Regions from separate parts of the Homo sapiens genome. Here region 1 is linked to region 2. Evidence: read pairs that join two places in POLR2A ChIA-PET (ENCODE). Cell type or tissue: Panc1. All regions are shown on one strand. Each heading gives the region's core, and the rest is flanking DNA. Links, peaks and the distances in the headings are about the cores only.

Region 1 (6,883 bases), core at 2,822-5,321, 71 kb after region 2:
AGCGTGATGGCGAGCACCTGTAATCCCAGCTACTCAGGAGGCTGAGGCAGGAGAATGTTTACTGCAAGCCCTGCCTCCCAGGGATAAGCAATCCTCCCACCTTAGCCTCCCAAGTAGCTGGGACCACAGGTGTGCACCACCACGCCTGGCTTTTTTTTTTTTTTTTTTTTGTATTTTTAGTAGAGACAGAGTCTTGCCATTTTGTCCAGGCTGGTCTCGAACACCTGCGCTCAAGCAATCTGCCTGCCTTGGCCTCCCAAAGTGCTGGGATTACAGGCATGAGCCACCACATCCGGCCCTAACTGTACACTTTCAATGGGTGAATTGTATGGTACATGAATCATATCTCAATAAAACTATTATATATCTATTTAAAAGTAAAAAGAATGGGAAAGAATTGTCCCAAGTCTGCATATATCGGACACATTCCTTATTTTTGTTAACATACATGTACATCTGGACATGCAGAGACCCACTCCCCCGACACATATATACTCACAGGAGAATCTTAGAATGATAGTGTTGTAAAGGACCTCAGAAGTCAGAAAATACCACCCTCTTCCATCCCTCTTTATCTTAGCATATTTTAGATAAGGCCAAATGTCACACAGGGATTATTGGCATCCACTGACATTTTCACATTCTCCCTATCGCTTGTCATTTTCCCAGAAGACTATAGCTCTTTGGAAATTGATGGTGTCTAATTTTTTTCTGCATCTTTTGTGGCATACAGAACTATGCTAAGGAAAAAGGGGCCTCTAGGAGGAGGTGGCTAAAGGATGAGAAAACATTAGGTCAAACCTAGCCCATTTCATCCTACCTCCAAGGATAGACTCAAAGAACATCAGAACTGGCAGAGGAAGAAAGCATTCATAGAAAACCTACCCTGTCGGCAGCATGTTCACTGAAAGCCCTAATCACAGAAGTGACTAAAGTCCAGGGATGTGCCCAAGGTCATCATTGGTGAGGTCAGAGGCAGGGCCCAGCCCTGAGTGTTCTGATACCCGACCCCACAGTCCTCTGTGATCTCACCTTACTTTTTTTTTTTTGGCGCAGGGTGGTGGGGGGGGCGCGGGGCGGGACAGAGTCTCTGTTGCCCAGGCTAGAGTGCAGTGGTGTGATCTCTGCTTATTGCAACCTCCGCCTCCCAGGTTCAAGCGATTCTCCTGCCTCAGCCTCCCAAGTAGCTGGGACTACAGGCACCTGCCACCACACCTGGCTACTTTTTGTATTTTTGTTTGTTTGTTTGTTTGAGACGGAGTCTTGCTCTGTCTCCCAGGCTGGAGTACAGTGGCACGATCTTGGCTCACTGCAACCTCCACCTCCCGGGTTCAAGCAATTCTCCTGCCTCAGCCTCCCAAGTAGCTGGAACTACAGGCTTGCACCACCAAGCCTGGCTAATTTTTTTTTTTGAGACCGAGTTTTGCTCTGTTGCCCAGGATGGAGTGCAGTGGTACGATCTCGGCTCACTGCAACCTCCGCCTCCTGGCTTCAAGTGATTCTCCTGCCTCAGCCTCCTGAGTAGCTGGGATTACAGGCACGTGCAACCATGCCCGGCTAATTTTTGTATTTTTAGTAGAGATGGGGTTTCACCATGTTGGTCAGGCTGGACTCAAACTCCTGACCTCATGATCTGCCCGCCTCGGCCTCCCAAACTGCTGGGATTACCGCTGTGGGCCACCGCAACCAGACCACCAGGTTAATTTTTGTATTTCTAGTAGAGACGGGGTTTCACCATGTTGGCCAGGCTGGTCTCGAACTCCTAACCTCGTGATCTGCCCTTCTCGGACTCCCAAAGTGCTGGGATTACAGGCATGAGCCACCGCACCTGATTTTTTTTTTTTTTTTTTTTGAGACAGAGTCTTGCTCTGTCACCCAGGCTGGAGTGCAATGGTGCGATCTCGGTTCACTGCAACCTCCATCTCCTGGGTTCAAGCGATTCTCCTTCCTCAGCCTCCCGAGTAGTTGGGATTAGAGGCGCCTGCCACCATGCCTGGCTAATTTTTGTATTTTTAGTAGAGATGGTGTTTCATCATGTTGGCCAGGCTGGTCTTGAACTCCTGACCTCAAATGATCCACCTACCTTAGCCTCCCAAAGTGTTGGGATTACAGGCGTGAGCCACCACACCCAGCCTCTGATCTCACCTTTCAATCCCATCTGACTTCCCAGGACTGTGGCCTGGAATGTCCGGGTCTTGTTCCTGTCTGGACCGTCTCCGAAGTTCAAGGTGGTCAGCAAGCCCACGACGTGAGACCCTCGCCACTTCCCTGTGACTGTCCCATTCCTGGGACACAGGGTCAGCTGGCCAAAAGATCTCAAAAAAGAGACCCAGTCCTGTGAGCAAAAGAAGACGGGTGAGATGAGATTAGCAGCAAAAGCCTGTCTAGGTTGGAAGGAAGAGCGGGTACGGGGGTGGGGAACTTACCTGGGGGATGTCAGGGCTGCGCAGGCCAGTCCTGTGGGTGAGGAGGAAGCTGCCAAGGCCCAGGCCAGAGAGGCCAAGGAGCAGCAGGATCAAAGTGGCACAGACCAGAGGTGGGTGGTGGGCCAGACACAGGTGCAGGTTGTGCCCTGCCTGGCAGTTGCCCATGGGGAGCAGAGGGGGCTGAGCCTCCGGGGAGAGCCTGCTGGAAGACAGGGAGGGAGAATGGGACAAGAGCACCGCTTTTACGCAAAGAGAAAAGAAAGCTCAGAGAAGACAAAGGACTTCCCAAGGCCACACAGTAAGTGGCAGAGCCAGAACAAGAATCCAAGGTTCCCGACTCCAAAAGTTCAACTCCCTGCACTGCTGGATAAATATTTGCTGCATTTCATTTCTGAAGTAATCTAAGTGGAGGCAGAGCAGTGTACTCCGTGCTGGAAGAAGGAAACTGAAAGGGAGACTTCTCAGCTGGAGAAACAGGAAGCACTGTTCTGGGGCGAGGATTTGGCTGAGGAATAGTTCCAGCCAGAGCCCAGACAAGGGAAGACTCTGGAGAAGAACTCCACTGTGCAGCTAAACGGCTAGATCTGAATCCCTTTCTGTTATTCACTGACTCTGTGAGCTTAAGAATCCATGAAATGGGAGTTCTGAGAACACCAAGTAATAAGGATTAAACGTGGCGGATGAAGCAGTCTGCGTGGTATTTGGCCATGCAGGAATTCAACAAATGTCCACTTCCTTTCTCTTTCTCGTACAGATCCTCAAAACCGGGTAAGGCGAGGCAAAAAATACTGTGAGGGAAACTGAGGCTCGCGGACTTTAACACAGGAGGGGTAGGGCCAAGATCTGAACCCCGCCTCCTGCTTCCAAGTGGGGTGCTCCTTCCCACGCAAGGTGCGACGGCCTGATGGAAAAGAACTTCTGGAAGGCGAAGAGATAAACAGGGGTCGGGGGAAAAGAAGGGAGCCACGGAAATGTAGGTGTCACAAATGCTCAGCCCTGCCCCGCCTCCCGTCCGGCTGGAAGGGGGTTAAAGGGAGGGGAGGGCAGAGTCTGAGGGTCCGCCGCCGCTGGTGCACCTGAGCACCCCCTCCCCGGAAAGCCCCCGCCCCGAACGATTGCAACGCCCTCGTCCCCTCCCGGTCTCGCGCGTCGGATCCGCCAGCCGCTCGCTCTTACCCCTCGGGGCCGGGCGGAGGCCGGCGCCCCCCGCGACGTCACGAGCGGGGCCGCGAGGGGGCGGGGTCCGTGCTCTGCGCTTCCGTCCCCGACCCTCCTCCTCGCGCGGCCCCGCCCCGCGGCCGGGTCCGCATGCGCAGTGGCCACGCGGGCGCCAGCCTCGCAGCTCACCGCCAGGGTGGGGGCGTACCAAAGGGACACCCAAGGAAGGAGCCACCAGAAAGGAAAACCTCCGTGGGAGGGGTGGAAACGGGAGCGAGGCCAGGGAGCAAGTGCGAGAAACGTCGCAGAACCCGTAGGCTCCCTCCAGAGAGACTGGCGAGAACTGCCCCAGAAGCTTGTCGCGGGCATTTTTGGGCTGTGCGTCCCCTACCCGCGCCAATAGCACAGACCAGCCGCGCCCGGGTTCCCGGTGAGGACTCGGCATCCGCTCAGAGTTGCAGGGCTGCCACTTGAGGACTCTGTCCACTGGGGCTGGGAGTGGTGTTTTGGACTCCGCTCTTCTGTGCACCCCGATCTGCACCTTTCTCGTGGACCCTGACTTTTAGTGACTCCTTAATGTATAGGATGCTGGAGCTGAAGAGTTGCTCAGTAGAGAGCATCTCAGTTCACTTCTGCCCAAGTTTTGGAGGTGAGAACATCTGACTGGAGGTAGCATGACACATGGAGCCAGGAACTTTGGGTTCAAATCCTGACTGTCCGTACCCTCGCATAAGCCATAGCCGCGCTCTCAGGGGACTAAGCTTACCCCTCTACTAAAGAGGATCATCCTATCTATCTCACCGGTTGGATCAGAAGCTTAAAGGGTAAAATGTGGGAAAACATGGGCCCAGTGCCCACTAAGCACACAGGACAGATGCTACTTGAAACGGAATCTATTTAATTCGACTGTGGCTTCCTTAAGGCAGAGGCCATGTCGTTTGTATCAACAGCCACAAAAGTTTGTGGCACAAAACCTTCGCATATACAAATGATTTTTTTTTTTTTTGAGACGGGGTCTCAGTCTGTCGCCAGGCTGGAGTGTAGTGGCGCGATCTCGACTCACTGCAACCTCCGCCTCCCGGATTCAAGCTATTCTTCTGCCTCAGCCTTCCGAGTAGCTGGGACTACAGGCGCACGCCACCACGCCCAGCTAATTTTTGTATTTTTAGTAGAGACGAGGTTTCACCATGTTGGCCGGGATGGTCTTGATCTCTTGACTTCGTGGTCTGCCCGCATCGGCCCCCCAAAGTGCTGGGATTACAAGCGTGAACCACCACACCCGGCCGATTTTTTTTTTTTTTTTTTTTTTTTTTTGACAGAGCCTTGCTCTGTCATCGCCCAGGCTGGAGTTCAGTGGCACAATCAAAGCTCGCTGCAGTCTGGACGTCTTGGGCTCAAGAGATCCTCCCGCCTTAGCCTCCTGGGTAGTTGAGACAGCCGGTAGTCACACGCCACCCACCATGCCCAGCTAACTTTTGCATTGTGTGTAGAGACGGGGTTTTGCCATTTGCCATGTTGCCCAGGCATGTCTCGAACTCCTGACCTCAAGCAGTCCTCTCGCCTCGGCCTCCCAAAGTGCTGGGATTACAGGCGTGAGCCACTGTGCCCTGACTAGTCAAATGATTTTTGACAAGGGTGCTGTGGGCGTTCAGTAGAGAAAAGAGTCTTTTCTGTGCATCGAAGGACACAACAGGCTGGGCACGGTGGCTCAAGCCTGTAATCCTAGCACTTTGGGAGGCCGAGGCGGGTGGATCACCTGAGGTCAGGAGTTTGAGACCAGCCTGGCCAACATGGTGAAACCCCATCTCTACTAAAAGTACAAAATTAGCCAGGCATGGTGCCGGGCGCCTATAATCCCAGCTACTCCGGAGGCTAAGGCTGGAGAATCGCTTGAACCTGGGGAGTGGAGGTTGCAGTGAGCTGAGATTGCACCACTTCACTCCAGCCTGGGCAAAAGATCAAAACTCTGCCCCACAAAAAACAAAAACAAAAAAAGGAAAGGACAGTGAAAAGGCAACCAACAGAATGAGAGGAAATATCAAATCATATATCTTATAAGGGGTTAATATCTATAATATATAAAGAACTCCTACAACTCAACAACAGCCCAATCTCAGCTCACCTCAACCTCTGCCTCTCAGGCTCAAGGGATTCTCCTGCCTCAGCCTCCCGAGTAACTGAGATTACAGGCACACGCCACTATCACCTGACTAATTTTTGTACTTATTAGTAGAGACAGGGTTTCACCATATTGGCCAGGCTGATCTCAAACTCCTGACCTCAAATGATCCACCCGCCTTGGCCTCCCAAAGTACTAGGATTATAGGCGTGAGCCACCGCGCCCGGCCTAATTTTTTGTATTTTTAGTAGAGATGGGGTTTCATCATGTTGGCCAGGCTGGTCTCAAATTCCTGACCTCAGGTGATCCACCCGCCTCAGACTCACGAAGTGCTGGGATTACAGGTGTGAACCACCGCACCAGCCAAGTATACCAACATTTTGACTTAATCCACTCAACAAGCCCTCAAAGTGGATGTTATTCTGGAAAGCTGGCCCTTAGTTTAAGTCAGGGGTCCCCAACCCCTGGGCCGTGGGGCCAGTACCAGTCCGTGACGTGTTAGGAACTGAGCCGCACAGCAGGAAGTGAATGGCTGGTGAGAGAAGCTTCATCTGTATTTACAGCTACTCCCCATTGCCTGCATTACCGCCTCAGCTCTGCTTCCTGTCAGATCAGTAGCGGCATTAGATTATCATAGGAGCATGAATCCTATTGTGAACTGCGCATGCGAGGGATCTAGGTTGCTCCTTATGAGAATCTAATGCCTGATGATCTCTCACTGTCTCCCATCAACATCAGATGGGACTATCTAGTTGCAGGAAAACAAACTCAGGGATCCCACTGATTCTACTTTATGATGAGTTGTATAATTATTTTATTATACCTTATAATGTAATAATAATAGAAATAAAGTGCAAAATAAATGTAATGTGCTTGAATCATCCCGAAACCATTCCTCCCCTGGTGGAAAAATTGTCTTCCATGAAACTGGTCCCCAGTGCCAAAAAGGTTGGGGACTGCTGGTTTAATTTAACCAAGGTCATACATATATTAGGTGGCAGAAGTTGGGTTATGATTTAAGCCTGACCACAGCATGGCATGTGGGAATGAGAAAGCCCTGTTGAGGCTCGTTCATTCAATAAGCATCTGTTGGCTGCCAGGCTGTGTATTCTGTGGGCTGGGAATATAGTGGTGGACAAAGTATTCATGATCTCTGGCCTCCTGGAACTACAATCTGGCA
Region 2 (6,883 bases), core at 2,403-4,902:
GGCGGCGGGCGGGGCATGCAGAAGATGGAAAATGGTGGAGTTTAAGAGTAGGAGGAGCTGGGTGCAGTGGCTCATGCCTGTAATCCCAGCACTTTGGGAGGCCGAAGCGGGCAGATCACTTGAGGTCAGGAATTCGAGACCATCCTGGCCAACACAGTAAAGTCCTGTCTCTACTGAAAATACAAATATTAGCTGGGCATGGTGGCGGGCGCCTGTAATCCCAGCTACTCAGGAGGCTGAAGCAGGAGAATTGCTTGAACCCGGGAGGTGGAGGTTGCAGTGAGCCAAGATCACGCCACCACACTCCAGCCTGGGCAACAAGAGTAAGACTGCATCTCAAAAAAAAAAAAAGAAAAAAGAAAAGAAAAGAAAAGAAAAGAAATTGTCTAAATTGAGTGTTTAAAACAAAAAATTGGGATAATTAGGATGTCGAATTGCCCCGGATGAGGAATATTAAAAGAGTAATAAGGATGCTAGGAGCTTAGAGAAGAGGTTTGCCTGGTGGCTTTCAATGGCCACAGATGGATGGGTCTCTTGGGGCTTGCCTCATTGGGGGTGAAGAAGGCTGCTGGGGGGTCTGAGGGTGTTGTGTTGAGGTGTTCTCATGGCCGTCTTTTTCTGCCTTCTTGGCTGCAGGCAGGCATGACCCTGCTGTTCGCAGTGGGTTGCGTCTTCTTCCCGTTGTGCTTCACTGCCCTGCGCTGGGGCTTGCAGAACCACACCAACCTGCAGATGGAGAGACAAGAGGCTGTCCTGGTAGCATCCAAGTAAGAGGACCAGGGTGAGGGTGTCCTTCCTGGGGCCATGGCTGGTGGAACTGATCTTTTACTTTCAGAATGAGTTTGTGGTGAAAGCAGAAGCAGAGTGTGGAGTGGAGCTGGAATGTGGAGTCAAAAGACACCAGCAGGCTGGGCGTGGTGGCTCACGCCTATAATTCCAGCACTTTGGGAAGCTGAGGCAGGTGGATCACCTGAGGTCAGTAGTTCAAGACCAGCCTGGCCAACATGGTGAAACCCTGTCTGAACTAAAAATACAAAAATTAGCCAGGTATGGTGGCAGGTGCCTGTAATCCCAGCTACTCTGGAGGCTGAGACAGGGGAATCACATGAACTCGGGAGGTGGAGGTTGTGGTGAGCTGAGATGGCGCCACTGCACTCCAGCCTAGGTGACAGAGTGAGACTCTGTCTCAAAAAAAAAAAAAAGAAAAAGAAAAAAAGACACCAACAGTGGGGTCTTTTGTGAGTCATTTAACTTCTCTGAACTTCAGATCCCTCACTGGTAAATGGGCTTAATAATAACACCCCACTTTCCTTTCTTCGTGGAGATGTTGTGTGAGGATCATATGAATCAGCGTCTGTAGAGCAGGGGTTGAAAACTGCTGCAGATAATATGAGGGCTGTGGGCTCTGCAGGGATGATATAGGCTGGAGGACTCACCTTCTCTGCTGAGGGCCAGTGCTGCTCAGCTCCAGCCACTGATAATGTTATATGGTTAGAACGTGGGCCAATATTTTCGGAGTTATGATTCTTTGTCGTTGTTGAGACAGGTTGAGACAGGGTCTTGCTCTGTTGCCTAGGCTGGAGTGCAGTGGCACGATCATGGCTCACTGCAGCCTTGAACTCCTGGGCTCAAGCAATCCTCCTGCCATAGCTGGGACTACAGGCAATGCACCACCAAGCCTGGCTAATTTTTTTTTTTTTTTTTTTTGGTAGAGACAGGGTCTCACTATGTTGCCCAAGCTAGTCTTGAACTCCTGGGCTCACAGGATTGTTCCTTCTCAGCCTCCGAAGTGCTGGGATTACAGGCATGAGCCACTGTACCCGGCCTCTTCTTTTTTTTTGAGACAGAGTCTCACTGTGTCACCCAGGCTGAAGTGCAGTGACACCACCATGATTCACTGCAGCCTTGACCTCCCTGACAAGTGATTCTCCCTGAGAATCGGGCTGACTCCTGAGTTTCTTGGACTACAGGTGTGCACCACCATGCCTGGCTAATTTTTGTACTTTCAGTAGAGGCGGGGTTTCTCCATGTTGCCCAGGCTGGTCTTGAACTCCTGGGCTCAAGTGATCCTCCTGCCTTGGCTTCCTGAGTAGCTGAGACTACAGGTGCATGTCATTGTGGTGGGCTGTCTCCCAATTCTTTTTATTTTTTTGAGATAGAATCTCACTCTGTTGCCCAGGCTGGAGTTCAGTGGCTCAATCTTGGCTCACTGCAACCTTCACCTCCCAAGTTCAAGCAACATTTCTGCCTCAACCTCCCGAGTAGCTGGTATTACAGGTGTGCACCACCACGTCCGGCTAATTTTTGTATTTTTAGTAGAGACGGGGACGGGGTTTCACCATGTTGGCCAGGCTGGTCTCAAACTCCTGATCTCAGGTGATCTGCCCACTTTGGCCTCCTAAAGTGCTAGGATTACAGGCATGAGCCACCACGCCCAACCTCTTCCAATTCTTGAATACTGATAAGTAACTAAGAATTTATTTAAGAACTACTATACTGACAACTGCATACTGGCCAAACAAAACATGTCTGTGGGCCGGATTGGGCCCTTGGGCTGCAGATCTATGACCTGTGTGACAAAGCTTACCATAAAAGTGCAGTATCAGCAAACCACAGGAGGCGTAGGAGGTACACGGAACACAGATTTTACTAGGGTGTCTACGTGGATTCCCTGGCAGACAAAAAAAGCCTGTCTCTACTCATCCAAAGTGAAACCACAGTTCCATGACCAGCCTTGTAGTCCTCAATCGAGTAGTTACGGTGGCCGCCCATCACCCAGCCTCCCCAGCCTCTGTCCTTTTTGCAGTTTTGCTCATGAGTGGCTTTGGGGTTATGCAACTATGGTTTTTTGGTTTTTCTGTTTTCTTTTAAGATGGAGTCTCGCTCTGTCGCCCAGGCTGGAGTGCGATGGCACGATCTCGGCTCACTGCAACCTCCGCCTCCCAGGTTCAAGCAATTCTCCTGCCTCAGCCTCTCAAGTAGCTGGGACTACAGGCGCATGCCACCATGCCCGGCTAATTTTTTGTATTTTTAGAAGAGACGGGGTTTCGCTGTGTTAGCCAGGATGGTCTCGATCTCATGATTCGCCAGCCTTGGCCTCCCAAAGCGCTGGGATTACAGGTGTGAGACACCTTGCCCGGCTGCAACCATGGGTTTGAAACCCAGCTTTCATCCGGGCGTGGTGGCTCCCACCTGTAATATCAGCATGTTGGGAGGCAGAGGTGGGTGGATCGCTTGAGCCCAGGAGTTTGAGACCAGCCTGGCTAACGTGGTGAAACTTCATCTCTACAAAAAATACAAAAATTAGCTGAGCATGGTGGTGTGCGCCTGTAGTCCCAGCTACTGGGGATACTGAGGTATAAGGATCATTTCAGCCCGGGGAGGTTGAGGTTGCAGTGAGCCATGATCGCGCCACTGTACTCCAGCCTGGGGGACAGAATGAGACCCTATCTCAAAAAAAAAAAAAAAAAAAAAACCCCACAAAATTTCTAAACCTGTTTCTTCTGTAAAACAGGGATACCAAGTAAGAACCAGTAGAAATCACCTGGTACTGTGCCCAGCATGTAGTAAAAACTCAGGGAGCTGGATCCCCTTTCCCCCTCCCGTGAAGGGCTGAGGACAGGAGCTAGGTCCGCTATTGTCTCTACAACCGTCTCTAAATCAGCGTGAGACTTCTTGGGTGCTTTCCTACAGATTGCCGCTAGAGGGCAGCACAAAACAGCAAATCCCAGTCCCTGGCCTTTCTTTGGGGGAGGCGAGGAGTGGGCTCTGGCAGAGAAAGGCAAACCATAGGGTTGACTATTGAACTTGGAGACCAAAGGAGTTTGCATAACAGGCCCTTGTCATGCTGAAGTCCACAGGACAGTTGGGAGCAGGATGGGAGGCCAGAAGTCAAAGGGGGCAGTGTCTCTGGCTCAGGTCCCACAGCTCCACCCGGGCCCAGTCCCCAGGCCTCACTTTCCTTATGGGCCAGTGAGGAGCTTGCACCAGCCCACCCCGCAGTCCTTTCCCACTCTGAAACTAGGCTGTATGTGGAAGTTGCAGAGAAAGGGGAGCTAGTAGCATTAAGGAAACTGAGGAAAAAGTGAGGGGTGGGAATTTAGAGAAGGCCAGGAGGGGCTGGCAGTCTGAAGAACAGGGCCTGGGCATCCTAGGGCTCCCTGGGACTTCCTGAGAGGCAGCTGCCCCGCGCTCTCGCCACCGTTTCCCCTTCTTCCACTCCTTGCCCCTCCAACGCCTGCAATGAGAGGGCTGTGCCACTTCTGAACTGGGTGACCTCAGGGAGCCTCAGGATCGTTGATGGCCCTGTGGGAAGGACAGACGCAGTGACCTCGGAGCTCCTGCAGCAGACAGGACATGGGCAGCCCTGCAGCACAGTCAGGTGCCCCCTCTGGCCAATGTCAGCTTCCTTCCCCGCCATCGGGTGAGGGGGCCTCTGGCTCTGAGGATGCTGTGTTGAGATGTTTTTGCTCCTATCCCCTCCTTCAGCTCTTCCTTCTGAGAAAGCACCACTTACTCCCTCTCCCAGGGAACGCTCTCTTCCGCTGGAATGGCCACCCAAAGCTCGGACCCGGGGCAGGCCACAGAGGGATGGCTTGGTGAGGGAGGAGATGCCAGGCATTTGCAAAGTGCTGATGGGAAGCAGGGTCAGGCCCCTGTGGGGGCTCAGGGCCCCCTCCCAGCTGGCCAAGGAGCCCTGGGCCCCCTTCCTCCCCAAGAGAAGAGCTGGCCCCTGTCCCCTGTCCCCAGCAGCCCCCTGTGCCACCGCAGCTGCTGTTCCTTTAAGGGCCTCCCCCTCCCTCTTTCTCTGCTCCCCCCATCTCTGTCGCAGCCGCGGCTGTGGCTCAGAGCTGCATGGGGAGACGCCGCTGCAGGTCCGGTTTCTCGGTGTCTGGTCGGTGCCATCATTTTCCTGCCCCTCCCCCGTCCTCCCCAAGCTGGCCACTTCCCCTCCCCCTCCCCCTCCCCACCGAGGGGGCAGGGGGCTGGGCACGGAGTCTCTATGATGATGCCATGTGCGGTGTCTGTGCCGGGCGGCAGGGACTGGGGCGGCAGCGAGAGGAGGCAGTGGAGCCAGGAGAGCGGTGGTGACCGCTGACCGCTTGCCCGGCTGCTCCTCCGCTCCCTCCCGCCCACCTCCTTCCTTTGGGGCTGGTACTCAGACCCACCCCCACCCCCTCCCCGCCTCCTCGGGCCCTCCCAGCCTCTCACGTAAGCCTCCCCTCCCCACCTGCCTGGTGGCTCCCTCCCCTCCCCCATCCGCATCCTCCTCCTCCTGTCCCCTCTTCCTCTCTGTCCCTCACCAAGCCATCCCCTCTTTGCCTCTCCCCATCCCTCGCTGGCCTGCTCCTGCTCCCCTTCTCCCATCCTCCCCTCCCCCGTCTCTGCCCAGCCAGCCCCCTCCCGACTCCCCAGTTTCATCGGACTCCCTGGCCCCATCCCGTCCCCGCCCTGGCCCCTTTGTGCCCCTTCTCATCGTTTTCTCCCTCCTTCCCGGGCTTGGCGTCCCTTCTCCACCCCTAACTCCTTCCACTCGGCCTCCCTGCCCCTTCACGGCCCGCCTGCCTCCCTGCCCAAGTCCTGAGCCACCATGCTGACCCCGATGGTGGCCGGGGGGGTGGTGTTCCCCGGACTCTTCCTCCTCTCCAAGAACACGCTCCAGCGGCTGCCCCAGCTACGCTGGGAGGAGGCCGACGCAGTCATTGTCTCAGCCAGGTAAACCACTTTCTTTCCCCTCAGCCCCTGTCTGCTTCTTGGGCTTCTCAGGGAATGGAAGGGACCTGGCACTTCTCTGGACCCTCAGCGGTGGGGGACTGGGAGCTCCTGTGGGGGTCCGGGGCTTTACCCCCAGGCTTCCTCTCTCCTCACTGCCTGCCTTGCTCACTGTTCTGGGAGACCTCATCCAGCCCGGCCATCTGGTCTACTAGTGTTCAGCCCGCCTCTCTCTTCTTCCCCGTACACCCTCCCACCCTCCAAAACAGGGCCAGCATGCGGCGAAGACATTCCTATAAGACATTAGGGACTGAGGCCAGGGCCAGACAGCTAGGTGTCATTCAGGGTGAGTGTTTGGGGGCCAGGGATGGAGGAGTGGATGGTACAACTCTACACCCCTAGAACAGGGCCAGAGTGCAGAGTGGAGGCTGGTGGCAGTCAGGAGACAGTGGGAAAGTGACTGGGGAACTCGGGGTCACAAAGGGTCCAGAGTGAGGCCTGCGTCATGACTGGACAGCTAAGCGGGGCAAGAACCGGCCCAGGCTCCCCTCGTGGGGAGAGGTCCAGGCCAGCAGTTCACTCTCAGTCTCACCTCAGGACAGACACCCTGCGGGCTTGAGAAGAGGGAGACTCAGTTTCCACAAATGGGGAAGGAAGAAGGTGGCAAGGAGTGGGGTGGACTGAGGAACAGCAGCCGAGCGGGCCGGAGAGCCGTGAGGTACCTGTGGTGGGGCACACCTCAGGCAGCCCAGCCTTGGGCGAAGGCAGGCAAGGACTGGCCCGAGAAGTGGCTGAACGCAAAGCGCAGTCGTTAGACTAGCAACGAGGAGAAATCAAGGCACACGCCTCTTCCCTTCTGCCTTTCTAGCACGCCTCCCTCTCTCCCCCAGGCTGGTGTCCTCTGTCCAGGCCATCATGGCCTCCACTGCCGGCTACATCGTCTCCACCTCCTGCAAGCACATCATTGATGACCAGTAAGTGCTGCGAGACACCCCCCTGCCCAGGTGCCAGTGGTTGGCGTGTACGGGTAATCCCGGAAGACCCCACATCTTGGAGGGAACTCTGTCTGTGGTCCCCAAGCCCTTAACTTGGGCCTGAGCAAGTTAACTGCAATAACCGCAACTCAACACCCAGGGATAAATTTATCCTGTCCTGTCCTTAAAGGTCAGAA

Evidence for each region. Peaks named below come from ENCODE experiments on the same cell type or tissue, not always from the same donor. Only the 100,000 strongest peaks of a DNase experiment are listed, where the experiment ranks them.
Region 1: POLR2A ChIA-PET joins it to region 2 with 11 read pairs; 6 of 35 experiments call an interaction of 5 or more read pairs at or near these places.

What each region holds. Positions count from the first base shown.
Region 1 is chr16:29,958,852-29,965,734 of GRCh38, reverse strand. It overlaps TMEM219 (transmembrane protein 219), which reads right to left and starts at 3,656. Exons shown (of 6, transcript NM_001083613.2): 1 at 3,603-3,656; 2 at 2,427-2,628; 3 at 2,146-2,335. The coding sequence starts at 2,591. RefSeq lists a silencer at 3,374-3,823 and an enhancer at 4,174-4,283. In Panc1, for the core only: no CTCF peak of the experiment used is centred there; a DNase peak (open chromatin) is centred at 3,914; H3K4me3 peaks cover 1,751 bases; H3K27ac peaks cover 1,530 bases.
Region 2 is chr16:30,029,235-30,036,117 of GRCh38, reverse strand. It overlaps TLCD3B (TLC domain containing 3B), which reads left to right and starts at 4,847. Exons shown (of 5, transcript NM_031478.6): 1 at 4,847-5,715; 2 at 6,603-6,686. The coding sequence starts at 5,591. RefSeq lists a silencer at 878-967 and an enhancer at 6,794-6,883. In Panc1, for the core only: CTCF peaks have their summits at 3,475 and 3,707 (motif pointing right); a DNase peak (open chromatin) is centred at 3,695; H3K4me3 peaks cover 386 bases.